2 separate regions of the Homo sapiens genome follow, and region 2 is linked to region 1. The links are chromatin contacts, found by POLR2A ChIA-PET in ENCODE. All regions are on one chromosome and are shown on one strand. Each heading gives the region's core, a stretch centred on a gene start or an enhancer-like site at or near the end of the contact. The rest is flanking DNA. Distances are from core to core; before and after follow the strand shown. Region 1 overlaps GLRX (glutaredoxin). Region 2 overlaps LOC101929710 (a long non-coding RNA gene).

Evidence for each region. ChIA-PET counts read pairs that join two places held with the same protein, here RNA polymerase II (POLR2A).
Region 2: POLR2A ChIA-PET joins it to region 1 with 18 read pairs in activated CD4-positive, alpha-beta T cell. The contact joins two enhancer-like sites. POLR2A ChIA-PET finds 5 or more read pairs at or near these places in 2 of 52 experiments (activated CD4-positive, alpha-beta T cell and activated T-cell).

The regions. Positions count from the first base shown.
Region 1 is chr5:95,817,110-95,821,000 of GRCh38, forward strand. The region is part of intron 1 of GLRX (glutaredoxin); the gene reads right to left. Among named protein-coding and RNA genes, the nearest start is that of GLRX, 3.7 kb to the right of the region's middle. Within about 2 kb of position 1,647, at least 20 of the 41 ENCODE cell types and tissues checked have a DNase peak (open chromatin) inside an H3K27ac peak, as active enhancers do.
Region 2 is chr5:96,092,492-96,099,625 of GRCh38, forward strand. The region is part of intron 1 of LOC101929710 (a long non-coding RNA gene); the gene reads left to right. It also overlaps a transcript of CAST not described here. Among named protein-coding and RNA genes, the nearest start is that of MIR583, 17 kb to the left of the region's middle. Within about 2 kb of position 2,586, at least 5 of the 41 ENCODE cell types and tissues checked have a DNase peak (open chromatin) inside an H3K27ac peak, as active enhancers do.

The DNA of each region.
Region 1 (3,891 bases), core at 397-2,896:
GTGTTGTTAAAACACAGGTGAGGGCCAGGCACAGTGGCTCATGAATGTAATCCTACTACTTTTGTGAGGCTGAGGTGGGAGGGTCGCTTGAGCCCAGGAGTTCAAGACTAGCCTAGGTAACATCGTGAGACCCCGTCTCTACAAAAAATACAAAAATTAGCCAGGCATGGCGGTGCATGCCTGTAGTCCCAGCTACTCAGGAGGCTGAAGTGGAAGGATTGCTTTGGCCCGGGAGGTCGAGGCTGCAGTAAGCTGTGATGGTGCCATTGCACTCACACCTGGACGACAGAGCAAAACAAAGAAAGCAAAACAAAGCAACACAAGTGAGCTCTGTCCTCAACCAGGGGGGTGTAGTGGTGTTTGAGTCTCCTTTAATCGCTGGTCCATCATAAGATGGTTAACTCACCCCGGATGAGGGTGCGTCACCCACGCCAAGCCACAGTCATGACACCTGCTGAATAGGCTCCTCTCTAGTTACACACTTCCTCCCTGCTGCTAGGAGCAGACACATTCCAGAATTCCAGAGGGCTTTTAGAATCGCGAGGGAGGAGGAAATACCCTCAACGTGGCTGAATTTATAGGCCAGGAGTGTTCCACCAAGGCTGCCTGGCAGTGAAGAAAAAAGCCCCATGGAGGTCACCGCGTCATCAGAGCCAGCGGGCCTCTCCCCGAGTACCAGGAACGCACTGGAGGGGAGGGAGAGGTGGAGGCAGAAAGCAATGAGACTATTTTTCAAAGCTTTGGGCTTTCCTCAGAAAGCATAATAATTGGAGCAAATTGTCCAAAAAGTGAGAAAGGTGAGAAAAGGGGCTTCATTATTGTGGATAAGTTCTTACAGCACTTTTATTAAAAAGGGGGTCTGGGTGAAGGTAGGCATTAAAAATAAAGTCTAAAAATTAAAAACAAATCTTGCACATTTCCATGGCTATTCCCTGTGCTCTCACAGGATAACTGAGGCTTTGAAAACCCACAGCCCTGGAGCTGCCCCCCAGCCTCCTGAGATGACCCTGAAATGTGACCAGGCTGCTCCCAGCGTGGAGTTTTGTGCTCAGTGTCTGGCAAAGAAGCGAAAGGCTCCTTTACCCTCACACCCATCCTCTAGTCTGGACAACTGCAAAACTGCCATAAATCGTATCAGTGAATGGTACCCCTAACGGGAGCTGAATGGCAGGCTGTACAGACGGCACGGGGGTGCTGTGGCAGTGAAACCAAAGCAAGAAGTACTGTTGATAAAGTTGAGCAAAGAAGAGGAAATACCCTGTGCTGCTTCCCCTCCTGTCCCTTCCCGTCCCAGCCTCCTCTTTAGAGGAACTTGAGAGTCCGCTACTGTCAAGGAGAGGAAAGAACTGCCACCCCAAAACGAGTTTGGTAATCCTGTGGTTCTTATTCTCCTGCACTAGGTTTCCCCAGCCTCAGCCAGGCAACATCTCCTGTACGCTAGCTAGGGTTACACAAATGCAACTACTCAAAAGCAATTTCTCAACACTCCTCGGCTACCTCCCTGGTATAAGCCACCTTCATCTGTCACCTGAATAACTACTATAGCCTCCCAATGTCTCCCAGCTTCAACCTTCACCTTTGCCCTACTGTCTCTTCTCCCCACAGCTGCCAGAGTGGCCCTTTCAAAATGGGGTCAGATCAAGTGACTCGTCTGCTCAGCACCCACCAGGGGCATCTCATCTCACACCGAGTACCAGTCACAGTTCTTCCAAGCTCCTATTAGCTCTCAGACCTCACCTCCACTAACTCTCCTACTGGCTCACAGTGCTGCAACTATACTGGCTTCCTTACTATTCCACAAACCTGCCAGGCAAACGTCTACCCCAGGACCTTTGCATTCACTCTACCTGTAAATTGTGTACACCCATCTCCCTCAGCTCCTATAGATATCTGCTCGAATGTTCCCTTCTCAGTGAGACCCAATGGCTCCATTTAAAACTGGACCCTGATGCTTCCTCCCTACCTTTCCTACTTTTCCTCATAGCACGTGCCACTTACCAACTCCCAACATACTGTTTTATTACTGTATTTGTTTGTCTCCCCCACTAGAATATAGGTTCAACAAAGGCAGAAGGGTTTTTTTCATGGCAGAAAAGGCAGAATTTTTTCCCCAATGTACATAAAAGTGTCTGGTACATAGTAGGTGCTTAAAAATATTTGTTGCATCCAGTAAAATCATCATTCAAATGCGAAGGAGAAATACTTTCTAAGGTAAACAAAACTTGAGGGAATGTGTTACCAATGGAATCACCTTGCAAGAAATGCCCAAAGAAGTTCTTCAGAGAGAAGGGAAATGATATAGTTCAGAAACTCAGATCTATGTAAAGAAAAGTGCATTAGAGGAGAAATAAATGAAGGCACTAATTTAGGAGCTGTGACTATAGCAAAACAAAAACAGGTTTTACCAAGTACATGGCTTGATTGAAGCCACTAACTTTCCATAATCATGTCCTGCTGATTACCTACTAGATACAGCTACTTTATAGAATAATTAAGACTGCAGGATCAGGCCGGGCGCCGTGGCTCACGCCTGTAATCCCAGCACTTTGGGAGGCTGAGGCGGGTGGATCACGAGGTCAGGAGATTGAGACCATCCTGGCTAACACAGTGAAAACCCGTCTCTACTAAACATACAAAAAATTAGCCAGGCATGGTGGCAGACGCCTGTAGTCCCAGCTACTCGAGAGGCTGAGACAGGAGAATAGCGTGAACCCGGGAGGTGGAGCTTGCAGTGAGCTGAGATTGCGCCATTGCACTCCAGCCTGGGCACAGAGGGAGACTCCGTCTCAAAAAAAAAAAAAAAAAAAAAAAAACCCTCGGGAGCTTTCAGACCCTTTGAATACAAACACTTCCCTGTTGGGGATCAAACATGCAGCTTTAAAAGGCTTGTTCTTCCCCTAGGAGGAATGCACTCAGAATTCAAGAATCTGTGAAAAACATTTTTCTAAAAATGAAAAACAGGCTTGTTGAGGTGGATCACATCTGTAATCCCAGCACTCTGGGAAGCTGAGGTGGGAGGATAGCTTGAGGCCAGGAGTTCAAGACCAGCCTGGGTAACATAACAAGACCCCCATCTGTACAAAAACTTAAAAAATTAGCTGGGTATGATGGCTCATGCCTGTAGTCCCAGCCACGGGAGGCTGAGGTGGGAGGGTCACTTAAGCCCAGGAGTTCGAGGCTGCAGTCAGCTATCATTGCACCACTGCACTCTAGCCTGGGTGACAGAGCAAGACTCTGTCTCTTAAAAAAAAAAAAAAAAAAAAAAACCTTAAAAGATTACTACAAGAAATATTGTTGTTCTACAAAGAAATGAAAAAGCAATTGTTGACCAGGTGTGGTAGCTCACACCTGCACTTTGGGAGGCTGAGGTGGGTGGATCACCTGAGGTCAGGAGTTCGAGACCAGGTTGGCCAGCATGGTGAAACCCCATCTCTAATAAAAATACAAAAATTAGCTAGGTGTGGTGGCAGGTGCCCGTAATTCCAGCTACTTGATTGCTTGAACCTGGGCGGTGGAGGTTGCAGTAAGCCAAAATCACACCACTGCACTCCAGCCTGGGCGACAAGAGCGAAATTCCATCTCAAAAAAAAAAAAAAAGCAATTGTTAAATGAACACATGAAGAGGTTTGCTTTACCTCCTGGAAAATAGATGCTGTTGGGCTGAGAACAATAATCCCAATTGTGTTGCACATTGGAATCCCCAAGGGATTTTTCCAAATAAAAATCCCAGGTGTGGTGGCTCACCCGTTTAATCCCAGCACTTTGGGAGGCCGAGGTAGGTGGATCGCCTGAGGTCAGGAGTTCGACACCAGCCTGGCCAACATGGTGAAACCCCGTCTCTACTAAAAATACAAAAATTAGCTGGGCATGGTGGTGGGCGCCTGTAATCCC
Region 2 (7,134 bases), core at 1,336-3,835, 280 kb after region 1:
CTTAGGTTTTCATGTAGCTTCATCGTGTAGCTTCATGACACCCAAATTTAAGATGGGCCATTACTGAGTTGGTTTAAAATATACATGATAACTTTCAAAGAGTGAAAATTAACCCATTGTCTCTTTTGTATTTGACCTAGAAGATTACTATAACATACTATCTCATAAAGGGGAATAATTTGAGGCCAACTTTCCTAACTAATATTGTGATTATAAAGGGAAGACCCTGAAGCTTTTCTATTTCCGGAAGAAAAACCTCTTAAATTCTACTTTTCAGACATGATCAAACCAGGCTCTAATGCCACATTGGCAGCTTTAGAATCATAGAAAGAGCTGAAAGAGACCATAGTGTCACCCAGTCCAACCCCTTCATTTTGGAGAGACACCGTGTAGCTTAACTAGGATCACAGAGCTATTTAGCGGCAGAGTGGGGCCTAGAATCCAGATCTCCTTAATCATTGTTCGGCGATTTTTCCAATTCACCCAATGCCTTTTCTCCTACAGTCAAGATTTAGAGGTTTTATTGACACATATTCAGATATTGTTATTCTTAATTTAAAAAATTTAAAGATTGATGTGTGAAGATTGATATCATTGAGAAAATTCTATAGGCAGTGCTGGGGGTTGTGTTACATTTCTCAAATTAAAATAAAAAAAATGAGGGACCAAACTAGATGTGTTTGGGATCATATTTGGCATGAGGATCAGCATTCGGTGACCCAATTCTTTATTTAGTTATGGAGACAAGTCTAGGGCATATATGAAACAGGTGAACAATATACAGCTGTTTTGTTAAGTGATACAGTACATGGTACAGAGAAAATGTTTATTGAGCAGTGCAGGAGGAAGAAAAGGTTAAATCTAGGTCCTGAAGAATGAGTATGGCTTTGTGTGCATTTGGAGAAGCAGGGCATTCCACTAAGAGCCAGCAGCAGCTGTTAAGTAGTGAAGGGACAATGGGCAGGGTGGAGCATGTCTTGCGTGTTCATGGGTGCCTGGCGAGGAAGCCAGTCTGACTGGAAAATAAGCCCAGCTGGTAGGGTGCTGTAAGATTATGCAGGACCTTAGAAGTGTGATAAAAGAGGTCAGACTTAGAGACCACAGGGAGCTGCACCTTGCATTTTGAGCTACAGCGTATCTTAACAGAGGCCTGTTTGATACTGTCACTTGGACAGTGTTTGGCAGTATGGGTTTGAAGGGTCTGGAAAACTACTTATGAGGCCCATGGGTATCTAGGCAGGAGATGGTAAAATGAGAGAGATAAGTACAGATAGAAAAGAAGAAGAAACTATGAATATATTTCAAAGGGAAAATCACTAGGGTAATTGTTTAGATTTGGTAGATTGAGAGAAGAAACTATTCAAAGTCCTAGGCTTTTTGCCTGGCTGACCAAGCTCAAAGAAGTTTGTGTCCTGAACTCCATTCCCTGCAAAGATTAGAGTTTGAGCTGATTGCTCTACTAGAACCTATTCCTGGTTGGCAATCTTCCTGTCCTCATGTTTCAGATTACAGAGCCCTTGTCTTAAAGGCATGCCTTATTTCCCTCAAGGAAAAACTATTTGTAAGGAAGTTAGTTGGTTACTTGCACCTACTGTCTGATTATTGACTTTGCCACTTAGTTATCTTGTTGTTAAATACACAGAAAAAGATCCCTGGAGCCCATTAGTCTCCACAGGTGGAAACGTATTTAATCTTTGGGAGAAAACCAAATTACTTACCTAGAATGTTTGTTCTCTGACTAATAATGTAGTCATGTTGATCCACCCCTTATGCCCAGTGAATTTCCAAAGATTTGGCATTGAGAGAGTGGCATTAGAAATTGTTTAACTCATATATATGACTAAGGGAGCCAGTAATACTCACTAGGAGACTGATGAAATTTAAGAAGATTCTAGGGCACAAAGGACTGCAAATCTTTTACAGTAGGGTGACCTTTTTTTTTTTTTCCTTTCTGGTCCAAGGGACATTTGATTCCATTACTGCCATATCTCCTTCTCCTGATATAGGCTGAAAATAAGATACACTTAGAAGAGAGCTGTGCTGCGAGTCTTTCTAATGCCAGCAAACATTTATGTAGTGAAATATTTAATACTTTCAGTGATCTTATGAGGTAGATAGAATTATCATTCCCATTTTACTGATAAAGATATGGAGAAAAGTTGAGAGAGGTGAAGTGAGCTGGGTGTTGAACGCTAGCTGTTTGACTTTAAATCATGACTTTTCCTCACTCTACTGTGAAGAGCTTGGGCAAGAAGTCAGGCTCAGCAAACCTGCCAACTTGTTTACATGTTTTATTTTTAAATTACGTGACATTGGTTCTCTACGGTTTGGACTTGTGTATTACAACAAGCAATACAGAGGCTTGCATATTACTCTCCATTGGCTGTTAGCTCTTGTGAAGTAATTAGGCTACAAAAGTCTTCCTTATAGTTATTTAAATCATCCAGCAAACCCAAATTCTTGTTTTGCTTCTTACAATGGCCTGCTTGCCTTGAAAAAAATGAGTATTCCATTTCTCTTACTATATTTAGCTGCCTGGAATGGTAACTTCTTCTTGCTTTTTGGGACTTTGGCTCAGAGCCAAGGTCATTGTGCAAGAAAAGGGTGAAATGGTTGGATTTAGGCTGTATCTTGTGTCAGTCATTTTTGCAAATGCAGCATTTTGACCAAAATGCAGCCACATGGCTCTAGGAAATGCTGGTTTGCAAACACACTTGGTGTGGTTTGCTGTTTTGTTTTTTCTCCCCCAATTAAGGTTTCTTGATCAGCTTGTCTTTAGAACACTTGTAAAAGTGTTCTAAGGTAGAATTCTGGCCAGGTGTAGTGGCTCACCTATAATCCCAGCACTTTAGGAGGCCCAGGTGAGAGGATCGCTGGAGGCCAGCCTGGGTGACATAGAGACACCCCTGTTTCTATAAGAAAAAAAAAACAATTAGCCAGGTGCCTGTATTCCCAGCTACTTGGGAGGCTGAGGCAAGAGGATCATTTGCACTCAAGAGTTCCAGGCTGCAGTGAGCTATTATTGTGCCATTGCACTCCAGCCTGGGCAACAGAGACTCTGTTTCAAAAAAAAAAAAAAAAAAAAAAAAAAAAAAAGACCTATTATATGAAAGGGTGATACATTCTCTACTTTAACCTGTGGCAAATCATCAACAATACTCCTCATTTTAAGTTTGAAGAAGATATGCTAGGCACCAAAAAGAAATTGCATCTGAATATGATAGAATCATCACATTCCTTGACCAGAAGAGACCTTGGTTCTTTCTTCCTTGTCCCTATCTTCTTGACAAAGACCCACTGAAAACATCTTCAGAAAAGACATAACATTAAAAAAAAATCCTTAAAGAGAGCCCAACTTTTCCTTATTATTAATTCTAGTGTTTAGCAACTTAGATTGTATTTAAATAACAGAAAAAAGCAGTTGTTGACAAGGTTGATCCAACTCTGTAACCATATTCCTCTTTGTTTTGGCCAAAATATAGCCAGTTTAATTGATTTTGTAGACATCAGCTATTCAGATGGAAGAAGATACCAGAATGGGTTATGTGGTACTCAGGCCACAGTGAAAGACCTAACCTCATTATCAGTAACTTCATCCTTTACCTAATCTCAATCATGGAAGGTGTGATTCAAGTAAACTTCCTCTGAAGCTGCCCTAAAAGGAGGTAGAAATAGCTTTTTGCCATTTACTGTGCAGGGAACCTCCATGTATACTGGAAGATAAGGACAAGAAACTTTGGATCTTTAGAATAAATCATCAGAGGCTCCTTTGCTGCTCAAGTCATTCAAATGACCTAAAGTTGTTCATTAAATGAAATAATGCTTGTAAACAATTGAGGACAAAGCCCTACAGTCCTAAGGGCTTAGTAAAAGTTAACTGTTATTCTTATTTAGAGAGACTGGTCCCAGAGCTTTAACATCAGCCCTCCACTGTCTCAATCCCTGCCACACAGAAAAGGACAAAGGAAGGTGATAGAACAAGACCCAGGGAAAGGGAGGGGAACAAAGCCATTGGCCTAACCATTCCTGCTGAACAACTGTCATTACTTTAGGGAAGAGGAATTCTTAGTCACTACCCAAACCTCTCTGTGTGATAGCTGCAATCTTGTTTCCATTTTATTTAGCCATTTAGTAAGCTATTTCCTATATATCCACAGTTGACTGCATCATTCTCAAATCCTCTTGTTTGAAGGCCCAGTTTAAGACCCTTTCCATTACCGTCTGCAGCAGAAGTGTCTGACTCCAGATGGCCTCTACCATCTGAATGAAGGGCTAGTTTTGGTTGGGTCCAGCAGATCCCTAAAGTACTTGATCACATGAAATGAAGTGACAACCCCACACTAGTGATCTAAACAGGGCAGTGGCATTGTCTCTGTCAGAGCTGGTGAAAGATGCTACTCTTGGAAAAAATTCTTGCCAATAGACTCCTGTTGGCAGTCTTTTGCATTTATTCATGCATATGAGTCATAAAGATCATCGAAATTCTCCAGGGTCCTTTTAAAAAAATATAATTTCCTTTGCACTGCCACCTGATATTTTGATTAAGTTTGACGTAGGACCCAGGAATATGTCTTAAAAGCTTTGTAGGTGATTCTAGGAGACTTTGATCTAAATAATTGAGCCTTTCCAAAGAAATGATTTCCAAAGAAATGATTTATCCTAAGTGAATGGGGAAGCTCTTTGAGCTTTCATAGTTTGCTCACTATGAGCTTTGGAGCTTTGGAGGGCTCTGATTTAGTTATAATATTAGCCTTTTTGAATTAGTTGTGTCTGCTGTGGAGTTCATGAGCCACACCCAGTTCTTAATTGGGATTTCAAGGTAGGATGAGCTCAAAGTCTTTTTTTTTTTTTTTTAACTTTTACTTTAAGTTCAGAGGTACAAGTGCAGGTTTGTTATATAGGTAAACTTGTGCCATGGGGTTTGTTGTACAGATTATTTCATCACCCAGGTATTAAACCTAGTTCCCATTAGTTATTTTTCCTGATTCTTTCCCTCCTCCCCACTCTGAAGGCCACAGTGTGTTGTTCCCCTCTATATGTCCATGTATCCTCATCATTTAGCTCCTACTTACAAGTGACAACATGTGGTATTTGGTTTTCTGTTCCTGTGTTAGTTTGCTAAGGGTAATGGCCTCCAGCTCCATCCATGTCCCTGCACAGGGCATCATCTCATTCTTTTTTATGGCTGCATAGTATTCCATGGTGTATATGTACCACATTTTGTTTATCTAGTCTATCATTGATGGGCATTTAGGTTGATTCCATGTTTTTGCTCTTGCAAATAGTGTTGCAATGAACATATGCATGCATGCATCTTTATAATAGAATGATTTATATTCCTCTGGGTATATACTCAGTAATGGGATTGCTGGGCCAAATGGTATTTCTGTCTTTAGTCTTTAAGGAATCACCACACTGTCTTCCATAATGGTTGAACTAATTTACACTCCCACCAACAGTGAGTAAGTATTCATTTTTCTCTACAACCTTACCATCATCTGTTATTTTTTGACTTTTTAACAATAGCCATTCTGACTGGTGTGAGATGGTATCTCCTTGTGGTTTTGATTTGCATTTCTCTAATGATCAGTAATTTGAGCTTTTTCATGTAATTGTTGGGCACATGTATGTCTTCTTTAGAGAAGTGTCTGTTCATGTCCTTTGCCCACTTTTTAATGGGGTTTGTTTTTTCTTGTAAATTTGTTTAAGTTCCTTATAGATGCTAGATATTAGACCTTTGTCAGATGCATAGTTTGCAAATATTTTCTCCCATTCTGTAGGTTGTCTTTTTACTCTGTTGATAGTTTCTTTTGTGCAGAAGCTCTTTAATTTAATTGGATCCCATTTGTCTATTTTTGTTTTTGTTGCAATTGCTTTTAGTGTCTTTTATCATGAAATCTTTGCCCGTGCCTATGTCCTGAATGGTATTGCCAAGGTTGTCTTCTGGGATTTTCATAGTTTTTGGTTTTACATTGAAGTCTTTAATCCATCTTGAGTTAATTTTTGTATGTGGTGTAAGGAAGGGGTCCAGTTTCAATCTTCTGCATATGGCTAGTCAGTTTTCCCAGCGCTATTTATTGGATAGGGAATCCTTTCACCATTGCTTGTTTCTGTCAAGTTTGTCAAAGATCAGATGGTTGTAGGTGTGTGGTCTTATTTCTGGGTTCTCTATTCTGCTCCACTGGTCTAGGTAACTGTTTTTGTACCAGTACCATGCTTTTTTGGTTACTGTAGCCCTGTAGTATAGTTTGAAGTTGGGTAGTGTGATGCCTCCAGCTTTGTTCCTTTTGCTTAGGATTGCCTTGGCTATTCCAGTTCTTTTTTGGTTCCATATGAATTTTTAAGTGTTTTTGATATTTCTGTGAAGAATGGTCAATTGTAGTTTAATAGGAATAGTGTTGGATCTATAAATTGCTTTGGGCAGTATGGCCATTTTCACGATATTGATTTTTCCTATCCATGAGCATGGAATGTTTTGGCATTTGCTTCTTTCATCTCTGATTTGTTTGAGCAGTGGTTTGTAGTTCTCCTTGTAGAGATCTTTCACCTCCCTAGTGAGCTGTATTCCTAGGTATTTTATTCTTTTTGTGGCAATTGTGAATGAGACTTAGTTCCTGATTTGGCTCTTGGCCGGACTGTTGTTGGTGTATAGGAGTGCTAGTGATTTTTGGACATTAATTTTGTATCCTGAGACTTTTCTGAAGTTATTTATCAGTTTAAGAAGCTTTTGGGCTGAAACAATGGGGTTTTCTAGATACAGGATTATGTTGTCTGCAAACAAGGAGAGTTTGACTTCCTCTCTTCCTGTTTGGATGCCCTTTAATTTCTTTCTCTTGCCTGACTCCTCTGGCCAGGACTTCCAATATTATGTTGAATAAGAGTGGTGAGAGAGGGCATCTTTGTCTTGTGTTGATTTTCAAGGGGAATGCTTCCAACTTTTGCCTATTCAGTATGATATTGGCTGTGGGTTTGTCATATATGGATCTTATTATTTTGAGGTATATTCCTTCAGTACCTAGTTTATTGAGAGTTTTTAACATGAATGGATGCTGAACTTTATCAAAAGGTTTTTCTGCATCTATTAAGATAATTGTGTAGTTTTTGTCTTTAGTTCTGTTTATATGATGAATCACG